2 separate regions of the Homo sapiens genome follow, and region 1 is linked to region 2. Evidence: chromatin contacts called from ENCODE Hi-C or POLR2A ChIA-PET data. All regions are on one chromosome and are shown on one strand. The core of a region is the stretch at or near the end of the contact, and the rest is flanking DNA. Distances in the headings are between cores, read along the strand shown.

Region 1 (6,229 bases), core at 2,252-4,751, 1.1 Mb before region 2:
GGCATGAATTCTGAGTTCTGCTGTGACTGAGAGGTGGTCACTGTGGAATATCTGTGTTGTCCATGCAGAATGTGGGGGTCAGTGGAGTGCTTCAAGCAAGTTGTATCTAGCTGTCCCATAGAGAGGTGGTCACCAGGAGGTGGTTGTATGGGGCAGATATTTGGATCAAGCACCTTGAGGAACTGGGAGGAGGTGGAGAACTGGAAACCACATCAAAGGTGGTTGAGCCCTGCTTCTTGTATGAGAATGAAAACGGAAATTGAGGTAACATCAAATGAAAGGAATTGACTGCACACTCTATTGCTGGTTTTTGCATTTTCTTAACTGGCTGTCACAGACTGAAGTTTTAATTTTAATGAAGTACAACTTATCAATGTTTTCTTTCATGGCTTGTGCTTTTGGTGTTTTAATTTTAATGAAGTACAGCTTATCAATGTTTTCTTTCATGGATTGTGCTTTTGGTGTTGTATCTAAGAAGTCATTGAAGGAATCATGGTAATCTGTATTCTCTCTGATGTTACTTTTTAGGAGTTTTATAGTTTTTCATTTTACTATTAGGTCTCTGATCTATTTGGAGTTAGTTTTTGTGAAGGGTGCAAAGACTATATATAAAGTTATATATATAGTTATATATATATATATATATATATATATATATATATATATATATATATATATAGTTATGGGGATATATATGCATTTGAACACCCGGTTTATAAACCGAAAACAAAATTCTAAGCCCCCAAACCATCTGAATGGAACCCTCCTCTTAGCAAGGGCGTTCGAAAGGTAACCTGAAAAGCGAGTTCAAGTCATGATGGGAAGCGGAGGTCAGACATGCCTCATTACATCCTCCTCCCTTTTGAAATTACTAATAGAACAGATTCTTTAAGTCTGATGAGAAATACAATCTATTCTCTCTGAAGCCTTCTACCAGGAGGCTTCATCTGTGTGATAAAACCTTGGTTTCCACAACCACTTATCTTAACCCAGACATTCCTAAGTCTTCAGACAATAACTTGACTCTCTCAACCAATTGCCAATCAGAAAATCTTTGAATCTACCTGTGACCTGGAAGCCCTTCAGCTTCCCGTTGTCCTGTCTTTCTGGACTGAATCAATGTACGTGTTATATGTATTTGATTGATGTCTCTTGTCTCATAAAATGTGTAAAATCGGTTCTCCGCTGCTCTCTGAGCTTCACAAGGGCACCCAAGGACAACAAGAAGAAGAAAGATGCCAAAAAGTTGGGCAAGAAAGACAAAGACCCAGTGAACAAATCCTGGGGCAAAGCCAAAATGAAGAAGTGATCCAAAGGCAAAGTTCGGGACAAGCTCAATAACTTAGTCTTGTTTGACAAAGCTACTTATGACAAACTCTGTAAGGAAGTTCCCAACTATAAACTTAGAGCTCCAGCTGTGGTCTCTAAGAGACTAAAGATTCGAGGTTCCCTGGCCAGAGCAGCCCTTCAGGAGCTCCTTAGTAAAGGACTTAACAAACTGTTTCAAAGCACAGAGTTCAAGTAATTTACACCAGAAATACCAAGGGCGGGGATGCTCCAGCTGCTGGTGAAGATGCATGAACAGGTTCAACCAATTGTACATTTGGAAAAATAAAACTTTATTAAATAAAAAAACAAAATAAAATAAAATGTATAAAACCAAGCTGTACCCTGACCCCACCTTGGGCACGTGTTCTCAGGATCTCCTGAGGGCTATGCCATGAGCCATTAGTCACTCATATTTGGCTCAGAACAAATCTCCTCAAATATTTACAGAGTTTGACTCTTTTGTGGACAAGTTGTTCCAGCTCTATTAGTTGAAAAGATGACCTTTGTTCCATTGAAATGTCTTTGTTCCTTTATTGAAGATCAGCTGACTATATTTATGTAAGTCTATTTCCAGGTTTTCTATTTTGTTCCATTGATCTTTTTCTCTGTTCTTTCACCAATACCACACTGCCTTCATTACCATAGCTTTATAGTAAATCTTGGAGTTGGATCCAGTGGTCCTTTTAAATAATAGTTACCATGAGTTAATCTTGACTATGTAGCAGGCACATCCATGGGCAATGAATAATGTATGTTCATTATCTCATGAACACAGCGACTCTGCAAGGTAGCATTCGTTATGTCTGTTTTACAGATTAGGAGGTAGGCTAAAGGAGTTAGTGTAATTTTTCCGAAGTCCTGAAGCTCGTCAGTGACAGAGCTTGGATTTGGAGTCTGTCCAGCCCTTTCCACCTATTCTTACTCCCTTGGCTTCCCACCCACTCTCATTTGCTGACTCACTGCCTATGAGGTAGTGTCTTTTGGCTTCCAAACTAGAGATTGGCAAGCACTGAGGAATGTTATAGGTCCCTAAAGCAAAACATAGGACAGACAGATGCTTAGAAAATTACTAAATATCATTTCCTTATTTGCAAGTAAAAAATCTCCCTTTCCATTTGCCCACTTAAGGCAAACTGCTTTTGTTTGTTTTTAAACAAAATTTTAGCCTCTAAGCTCTGCCAGAGACCTGGAGGGTGTGAAATTGTCTAAAGACCTATTATAGCAAGTGGAGAGCCTTTTCTCCTAAGTCCAGCTTCAGACCAAGGTGGCTTCTGCCGCTCTGATTTGTGTTTGTCTCTGTGATTTGTGCATTTCCAGGCCCCTCTGCTAGAGTACAGCATGCTTTCAAGCTAGGCTCTTTGGGCCTATGATTTTGACAATGTTCTGGCAGGTCTCAATAGAAACACTCCTGCTCGGAAATATTTTAATGGTAGGTGGAATAAGACAAATGACATATTTAGTGTAGAGTCTAGGACATAATAAGTGCTCACTAAACATTAGGCAACATTGTTAAGATTATGATTTTTGCTTGTCAGTCTCAAAATGTACTCCCTGTATATCCTTCATGATGCCTCGCTGTGACTATGGAGATGCTGCTTCATTGTCCTGTTTTGTTCCATTCATATATTGCCACTTCCAACATTCTGTTTCAAGTCACATTGAAGTCAGCATTCATTTGGCTGACAGCCTATCACAGGGCATCTTTCTGCATAAAATGAACCAATTTATAGTCATTGCTGACAGCTGTTTTTGAAGGAAAGACCATTTTCCTTAGTTGATTAGAGGAACAGTGATTAATTCAGCCCATCAGCCTGCAGCAGCAAATGCTAAAAAGGGCCTCGTTGTGTAAAGCCCCCCAAGTCTCTTAAAACCTACATTTTTGAATTTGTCAGAACTTCCTGAGCCCAGACTGGACCTCCAGAGGTCACTTAATGTACCCCTGGCCTCCTACACTATTTTTAAAGACCTCTGAAAAAAGACAGCTCCTGTTTCTCCTTGGCAGTGAGCCACCAGTGGGGGTGAATTTGGCAGCATCTCTGCTTCGGGATTCTGTGGACATTAGAGCGGGGGCCCTGCCTCAAAAAGTGACTCACTAGTGCCTGAAAGGCGATAAAGTCTGGTGACACATCACAGGGAATGTTTAAAGTGCATAGGGAGAGATTGTTTTCTTTCCCCCTCCTTGCACCTAGCAGGGAGAGGAGTGTGCGGAAAGATGGAGTTGAGACAGAAACTTGTTAGCATAACACCGAAGGAGTTTTGCTGTGAGTAGCATCAGCATAGCAGGAGAACATCCCTAGCTCTCCTGCCGCTGCTCTGCCACAAGGAGAGAAAGGGAAAAGCAAATTCAGCAGGACCTCTAGGACTTTGCTGTAGATCTCCAGGTGGAGCCAGGACCCTCCAGGAGAACTGATGGCTAGAAAAGACTGCAAGTAATGTGGAGGAAGGAAGAAGAGAGAGAGCAGAGAGAGATGATTCTTGCAAACATTGATCTGTGTAGAGCGGATGTCAACTTGATGGGATAAGACCTGGGTTGACTTGGTATCTGGGTTCAGGTCAGCAAACTCTAACGGCATTTCCTTCTACTAGCAGACAGATCTGCTCATCCTGCGACATTGTGGACAGTGCTGAATGGCTTCCAGAACATTCCTCTTATGTCTACTGGTTAAACTTTGAAGCATCTGAACCATTTGGGAGAGCAGGGACCCCCATGAACAGGAGATACTGGAGGTGTCTGAGGCCACTTCATGCCCTTTCTCAAGAGTGGCCTGCAGGTCTTTCAGCCACTGGCCACTGAAGTCCAGCTCCTGCCAGCCATGGATTTGGGCACTGGGCTCCAGTGTTGAGAAAGTTCTTGACTTCCAGCGCTTGTTTTCCTAGTGGACAATAGGAGTCAGAGACAGAGAGGGAGAGTGAAGATGCAGAAGACATATCCTTTCCATTGTGACCCAGATAAGAATGTAGCCGGTGAGCTTGCTTCCTGTCACTCATTTCCCAGCTATTTGTTGTAGTCCAAGTTGTGCATATTCTTTCTGTTAGGTTCTTATGTTTGTCTTAAGCTCACCCATCTTTTCTTCTTCCCTCATTTTTTCTTTATAAATCAAGAAAAATTCTGCCACTTTCTTTCCCTGGCTCACTGCACAGCCAATCAATAATTTTGAATCCTTTGTGTATCAATTTCTACTGGCTATTCATTATTTGTGGAAACCATATTAACGGGTCCATAAAAATCACAGCAATCCATTTGTTAAATTCATCATAAGAACAGATTACATCTTTCTGGCCAAGTTTCATGGTTTGGTAATATCATATTTTGGTTTTAGAATTTATAAGGTGCATTCTCCCATACTTTTCAAGTATATTTTTTATTCATTGCCCTCTCTGAATTAGGCATTTTTGGGGATGCACGTTTTACAGATATGGAGACAATGGTTCAGAGAAATCAGCTTGTTCACAGTGGGGCCAGAGCTGGGACCTAGGGCTTCTGACTCTATGTCTCAGGTCATTCCTATCACACACACACTGAAGGAGAAAAGAGTTCCCTTGTCTGGAGAAGACATATCAAATTCATGCGGGTTAAACACAGAAATTCCAAATAGCTGTAGTTTTTGTAAAAATGGTTGAGCTATGGACTTTTAAAGTAGTTGGCCACCTGTGGTGGTGGGTGGAAGGGAGTTAGGGCAGGATTGTTGTGCTTCAGGGAGGATTCAGTGTCTGCACGACCACGGAGGGGGGTGCAGGGCACCAGGTATCCAGGACTGTTGTCAAGAGTTATGCTTTGAATTTCCCAGAGAAGACACACTGCTGCGAAAGGAAGAAATCGTTGGTTTTTCTCCAACTGCTTAGCTGTTAAGAAGCAAGAAGCCTATCTCCAAGGCAGCAGCAGGCCTCAGAGAAAACAGTAGGACCCTTCCTTCAAACAAAGGAGAAAACTCCCACAACTCAAAGCAAGTGCCCCCTGGTCATTCTCTCAAAAAGCTACAGGCTCCAAAAAAAGACAGACTTCACAGGCTAGAGACGGGCTCTGCACTCAGGGTTGGTGGTCGGGGGCACAGAGCTGGCTGGGCAGGGCCAGAGGGGACCACATTCTGCCACATGCAGAGCAAAGCAGTATCTTTCTATTACTGGTCAATGTAATATGAGCTGGGAATGAGCAATTTCATACCTTTTTCTGAGATATTAAAAAGAAATACGCTGATGTGGCTGGAGGTAATTTCCCAAAGCCTGTGGATGGAGTTGATGTCAGTAACTGGCTATGAGGTTGTTATTTACAGGACTGTTTGATCCCACTGAAGTAGTGGTGCTTAATATGTAGCTCAATGTGGCTCAGGAGCGAGGCCCAATACTGCATATAAACCACCATCCTGCAATTTATCCAGAGAGCATGTGGGAGGTGAACCTTGAATCATTTGCTTGATGGATTTTTTTCTTTCCTTGGAAACAGAAAAACGAATCTCAGTTTTCTCCCTAAGCCTTAGGCAACAGGGCTCCTTGCAAGTCACCTTCCCTTCCTTGTCCCCAAAACAAAGATGCATACATGTTCCCCGAGCACTGCAAACACAGCCTTTCTTTCAGGGGCAGCTGGGTCCCTGGATCCGCTTTCCCTCCCCTGGGCTGGTCCCAGTGTAAATCATCAGATCTCCAGGTCCACTCGTCTGCACACAGGCTGCTTTGTAAGTGGGAGAAAGAATCCACAGAACTTTACACTAAATCCCCATGGGAACCAGGTGAATAGGTGTGTGTGTTTGCACACAAGCCCGTATACATGGCAAACCAATCCAAGAGATGGTGACCGATGGGTCCATAAAGACTCTGGCTGGCAATGCTGTCAGCTTCCTTCAGCTGAGCGTCAGTTAGTTACCCTGGTAGTCTCAAATGTCTCCTTGTGTCTGGAGACAACATA
Region 2 (5,458 bases), core at 2,713-5,212:
TGGTGTTTTTTGTTTTTTATTTTTGAGACAGGTTCTCACTTTGTCACTCAGGTTGGAGTGCAGTGGCGCGATCATAGCTCACTGCAGCCTCATGCAACTCCTGGGTTCAAGTGATCCTCTCACCTCAACCTCCCAAGTAGCTGGGACCACAGGTGTGTACCACCACACCCAGCTAATTTTTAAAGTTTTTTAGAGATAGGGTCTCCCTATGTTGCCCAGGCTCAAAAAATTATTTATTAAAAACAAATGTAATAATTATTTTCATATTTCTCCTTTGCTATACTAAATACAGGCTATGGCACACAAAAATTGCTTTTTTTGAGTTTAAAATATTTCCAGTTGCTGAACTGCTAGTGGATTACTATACATTTTATCTTTTGAGGATAAAATAAAATATATTACCTAAAATAAATCACCTAAAATAAATTACCTAAAAGAAAATATATTATTTTATTTTACCTAAATAAAATAATAAAATAAAATAAAATATATTAGTACCTAAAATAAAATATATTACCCAGCGAGCACAACATGGAAATAATTTACCCACAAGAATTATATTTAACATATTTACAAAACGCTATTGTGAGACTTTTAATTTCACCATGCTGCAAGTTTATTAAAAGTGTCACAATTCACTTAATAGCAGTTTCTTAAACTGAACAAGAAAACAAGCTAATTCAAAATGACTTGAAGAGTGAAGAAAAAAATTCTCAAGATGCTTCTGAGAGTTCTGGGTGATCAGTAGCAGCTCGTTTGAAGAGCCAGAAAAAGTCTAAGTTCTACTTTCAGGAGCTGGAGGCAGGAGGAATAATTCAGGAATAATTCAAGGTGGAGGAGAATAAGGAAAAACGCTTAGGAGACTGACACTTCTCCATATTATTGTTGGATGAGATGGGCTAGGAAGACTCGGGGGCAGTAATGTGGCCGTGTCCACACATTTCTCCTAGACAAGAGGGATAAGAACAAGGCCGGCTTCTCAAGAAGAGCCCCTGTCTTAGTCTTTTCCTGCTGCTTTATCAAAACATCTTGTAAACACTAGACACCTATTTCTTACAGTTCTGGAGGCTGGGAAGTCCAAGGCTGGGAAGTTCGAGATCTGCAGGTGCAGACTCAGTGTCTGATGAGGGCATTTTCTTGCGGTGTTCTCATTTGGTGGGAAAGGCAGAAGGGACAAATGCTGTGTCCTCACCTGACAGAACAGATGTTTTATGGGCTGAATGTGTCTCCCCAAAATTCATATGTTGAAACTTTATCACCAATGTGATAGTATTAAGAGGTAGAGCCTTAAGAAGTGCTTAAGTCATGAGGGCAGAACCGTCATGGGTGGGATTTGGGCCCTTGAGGGAGTGCGTTCATCCCTTTCCATCCCTCCCACCGCCACGTGAAGATACAGTATATTTCCCCCTTGGATGCAGCAACAAGGTGCCATTTTGGAAGCAGAGAGCAGCCCACACCAGGCACCAAATATGTGGATGCCTTATTCTTGGACTTCCCAGCCTCCAGAACTGTGAGCAATACATTTCTGTTTTTAATAAATTGCCCAATCACAGGTATTTATAGCAGCACAAATGGACTATGACAGAAATTGATACTGAGAATGGGATGTTGCTATAACTAATACCTAAATATGTGGAAACAGCTTTGAAACTGAGTAATGGGTAGAGGCTGGAAGAATTTGGAGATGCATGCTGGAAAAAGCCTGTATAGACATAAACAGAGCTTTAAGGGAAATTAAGGGTGAGGGCTCAGAAGACAAGGAGAGCTGTAGGGAGAGCCTAAATCATCTTAGAGATTAATTAAGTGGTCTGGTCTTGATCAGAATGCGGTTAGAAGTATAGATGGTAAAGACACTTTTGATGAGATCTTAAAAGGAAACTGGAGGAAAGGTCATCCTTGTTACACAGTGGCAATGAACTTGGCTGAATTGTGTCTATGTCCTAGTGTTTTCTGAATGGCAGAACTTAAAGGCAATAAACTAGGATATTTGATGGAAGAAATCTCTGAGCAAAGCGTTGAGAGTGCAGCATGGCTTCTCTTGACTGCTTGTAGTAAAATGTGAGCAGAGAGAATGAATTAAAAACGAAGTTTATAATCAAGAGGGAAGCAGAGCTTAAAGTTTTGGAAAATTCTCAGCCTGGCCATGTAAAGAATGAAAAGGCATGTTTGGGAGGGAACACCAAGAGTGCTGCCAGGTTCACATTTGATAATGAGATGAGTATGTGTAGAAGGAAGCCAGATGCTATTTATCAAGACAATGGAAGAATGAACCCAAAGGCATTTCTGAGGTTACTGGTTCTGGATTCTCATCCCTGTCCCAGAGTGCCAGGACCCTGAGGGCAGAATAGTTTTAAGGGAGGACTCAGGACACCATGGAACCTTGGGGCTTGCTGCCTAGGGCTGCCTCAAGTCTCTGCCCCCCCACCCCCCACATTCTGGTGCAGCACTCTTTGGCCACCATCCCACGTGTGGCTTATGCAGGCCCTTGTCAGGCCACCCTTCCTGTAAGCCTTGGCAGAGTCCACGTGATGCTAACTCTGCAGGTGCACAGAGTGCATGAACTGTGGAGACACAGCCACCTCCACCTAGATTTTGAAGGATGTGTTGGGGACCCTGGGGGCCCAGTCTGAGAATTGTCACTGAGGTGAGGCTGCTGCAGAAAACCCTCACTAGGGCAATGTTTAGTGGAGCAGTGGGATTGGGGCCACTGCAGAGAGCCCCAAATAGAGTAATATCTAGTGGAGCTGTGGGAACAGGGCTGTCCCTGAGAACCCAGAACTGTCCAGCCACCAGCATGCAAGTCTATCCTGGGAGAGCCTAGACCTCAACCTGTGAGAGCTGCTGCATGGGTTGCACCTGGCAAATCCATGGGAGTGGATCCCCTGGACACTAGGGGACCCAGTCTCCACCCCCCTGTGCTCGGAATGGGGGACACAGCATCAAAGAAGATTATTCTGAAGCCCCAAGATTTAATGCTGTTTGCCTTGTTGGGTTTGGACTTACTTGGGACCAGATACTCCTTTCTTCTTGCCTGCTTCTCCCTTTGGGAATGGGAATGTACGTCCTATGCCTGTCTCATCACTGTATTTTGAAGGCCTGTAACCTATTTGATTTCACGGGCTCATAGCTGGAGGGGAATTTCACTTAGGATGAATTGTACTTTGAATCTTATGCCTTTCTAATTTAGAAGATATTTAGGTGAGACTTTGGACTTACATTTTAAAGTTGATACTGGAACTTTGGAGGCCACTGGGATACAATGCATGCATTTTGCATGTGAGAGGGGTATGAATTTGGAGGGCAGGGGCAGAATGCTATGCTTTGAATGTCTGTGTTCCCTGCAAAATTCATGCTGAAACAATCCTCAATGCAATACTAACAGGTGGTGCCTTTAGGAGGTGACTGGATTATGAGGGCACCTTCCTCATGAATGGGATTGGCCCCTTATACGAGAGACTTCACATGAGATTTGGCCCCTTTTGCCCTTCCACTTTCCACCATTGAGGACGCAGCAGCAAGCTGTCATCTTGGAAACAGAGAGCAGGTGTTTGGAACTGGTTCTGTTTCATCTGATTCTGGGGGCCCCTCTTTTTCCCTGTGCAAGATCCCCAAATTTGCTTCCTTCTCTCAAAGAAAGCTCCCAATATAGATGGGACTCAAAGGGAGTCATTTGCCCTCTAAGAGGTGTCACAATATGTCGTCTCAGTCATTCACACCTTAGTAAGAAAAAGCTTTTCAGGTCCTTGCCAGAGATTCGGGGAAAGGCTTTGAACTGAGAAAGAAGCCGCGCCCCTGAGGAGGGCGCTGCCCGGAAGCCACGCTCACTTCTGCTTGCACTTAGGCGACCTCGGGAGCTCGGACTCCTACGCAGTCACCGGGAAGGGCCGCCGCCCCGCCCGCGGCTGCTGGCCCGGGTGACGCTTCCGCCTGCTATAAGAGCAGCGGCCCTCGGTGCCTCCTTCCTGACCTCGCACCCAGCTCGGAGCCCGGAGCGTGCCTCGGCGGCCTGTCGGGTAAGGCCGGGCCTCGGAGCGGTGGCGCGGGGGCGGGCGCGGGGAGAGGCCAGGCTCCCTCGCTCAGCTTCCAGCCCGGCACCCCCCACCCCCCAGGCTCAGGCCCCTCAGACCCGCAGCTCCCTGCGCTCGCCCTCCCCGCCAGCTTCGCGCCCCCATCCCTTCCGGGCGCCCCGACGGAGACAGACGACCTCTGATCCCCCGCCCCCGCCTGGGTACAGGCCGGGCCAGCCCGCGAGGGAGGGAGGGAGGGAGGACGACAGATGCAGGCGGAAGGCAAGACTGAAACCTGAGATCAGAATGTTGTCCCTTCTCCCTGAATTCCCTTCCTCCCAGAGCTGTTTGTGACGGTTTCCAGGCAGCCCAGGGCCAGGCCGCGGCTCCTATCTGCAGCTGCAGGGAGAGAGAGGAGGAACCCCGTGCGATTCTAGAGACGATTTCACAACAAGGAGAAATCAGCTTTGTGCTTACATGCCGAGCAGCCAGCACGGTTCTTCTTTGCCTGTCCTCGGGGGAAATCAGGGCTCTGAGAGTGGAGATCGAGATGGGCTAGTGGGTGGCGGATGGGACGCTGCACGGCCAGACCCTGGACTGTGGTGGGTTTCCAAACTGGCACATCCTACACCGGCTCTGAGACTGTGGGCACTGGACCTCATACCTTTTGAACCTCAAAAATAAGGAAGAATTATATTATTATAATAATTACAGTGATACCTTTGCTGGAGTTTTAATGCATAGTAGGTAGCTGAGTCTCTGATAGAAGGCTCTTAGTTCAGGTGAAGGTAGGCAATGGATTCATTGCCCAATGAATCAGAGACTTGAATCAAAGGCTCAGAAGCACGTGCGCTCCCACACATAGGTTGGGAAGACCCAGGGCTGGGTGGGCCCTCCCACCCCACTAAAGCTGGGGTAGCTGGGGCCTGCCTTACCCCCGCCCCACCCCCAGACTCACCTGTCTGCAAGGTCAGAGCCCTTTAGGGCACCCTGGGTGCCCTAAAATCCCCTATAACTGCTGAGTCCTTGGCCAGAATGGTCCCACATTTGTGGGCCTGGGAAAGTGTTCTTGCCCTGCTGGAATAAAAAAGCGGGGAGAAAGTACAAGATCCAGGATGCCTCAGGGCGGTTGGCAGAAATTGAGGAAGCTTCTGGAGAAATAGTGCTGCCTAATCTGCTGGCGTGGGCAGTGGGCACCATGAGGACCCTGTTCTGTGTTGCAGTTTTCACCATGGAGCAGCTGAGCTCAGCAAACACCCGCTTCGCCTTGGACCTGTTCCTGGCGTTGAGTGAGAACAATCCGGCTGGAAACATCTTCATCTCTCCCTTCAGCATTTCATCTGCTATGGCCATGGTTTTTCTGGGGACCAGAGGTAACACGGCAGCACAGCTGTCCAAGGTCAGCAGAAACAAAAAAAAGGGTCTGCTTTCCTCCCATCTCCCTACGAATG

What was found. A loop is a pair of places that touch in the nucleus more often than their neighbours do. ChIA-PET counts read pairs that join two places held with the same protein, here RNA polymerase II (POLR2A).
Region 1: a map of gastrocnemius medialis shows a loop between it and region 2 (4-fold over the local background). The contact joins the promoter of TGILR here to the promoter of SERPINB1 in region 2. A Hi-C loop is called at or near these places in 1 of 168 maps with a recorded cell type or tissue (gastrocnemius medialis). POLR2A ChIA-PET finds 5 or more read pairs at or near these places in 1 of 52 experiments (activated CD4-positive, alpha-beta T cell).

Annotation. Positions count from the first base shown.
Region 1 is chr6:3,909,274-3,915,502 of GRCh38, reverse strand. It overlaps TGILR (TGF-beta induced TARBP2 interacting lncRNA), which reads left to right and starts at 3,501. Exons shown (of 1, transcript NR_198974.1): 1 at 3,501-6,229. It also overlaps the pseudogene RPS25P7. RefSeq lists a silencer at 3,574-3,771.
Region 2 is chr6:2,840,367-2,845,824 of GRCh38, reverse strand. SERPINB1 (serpin family B member 1) reads left to right here and starts at 3,962. Exons shown (of 7, transcript NM_030666.4): 1 at 3,962-4,013; 2 at 5,231-5,406. The coding sequence starts at 5,239. RefSeq lists a silencer at 4,018-4,067.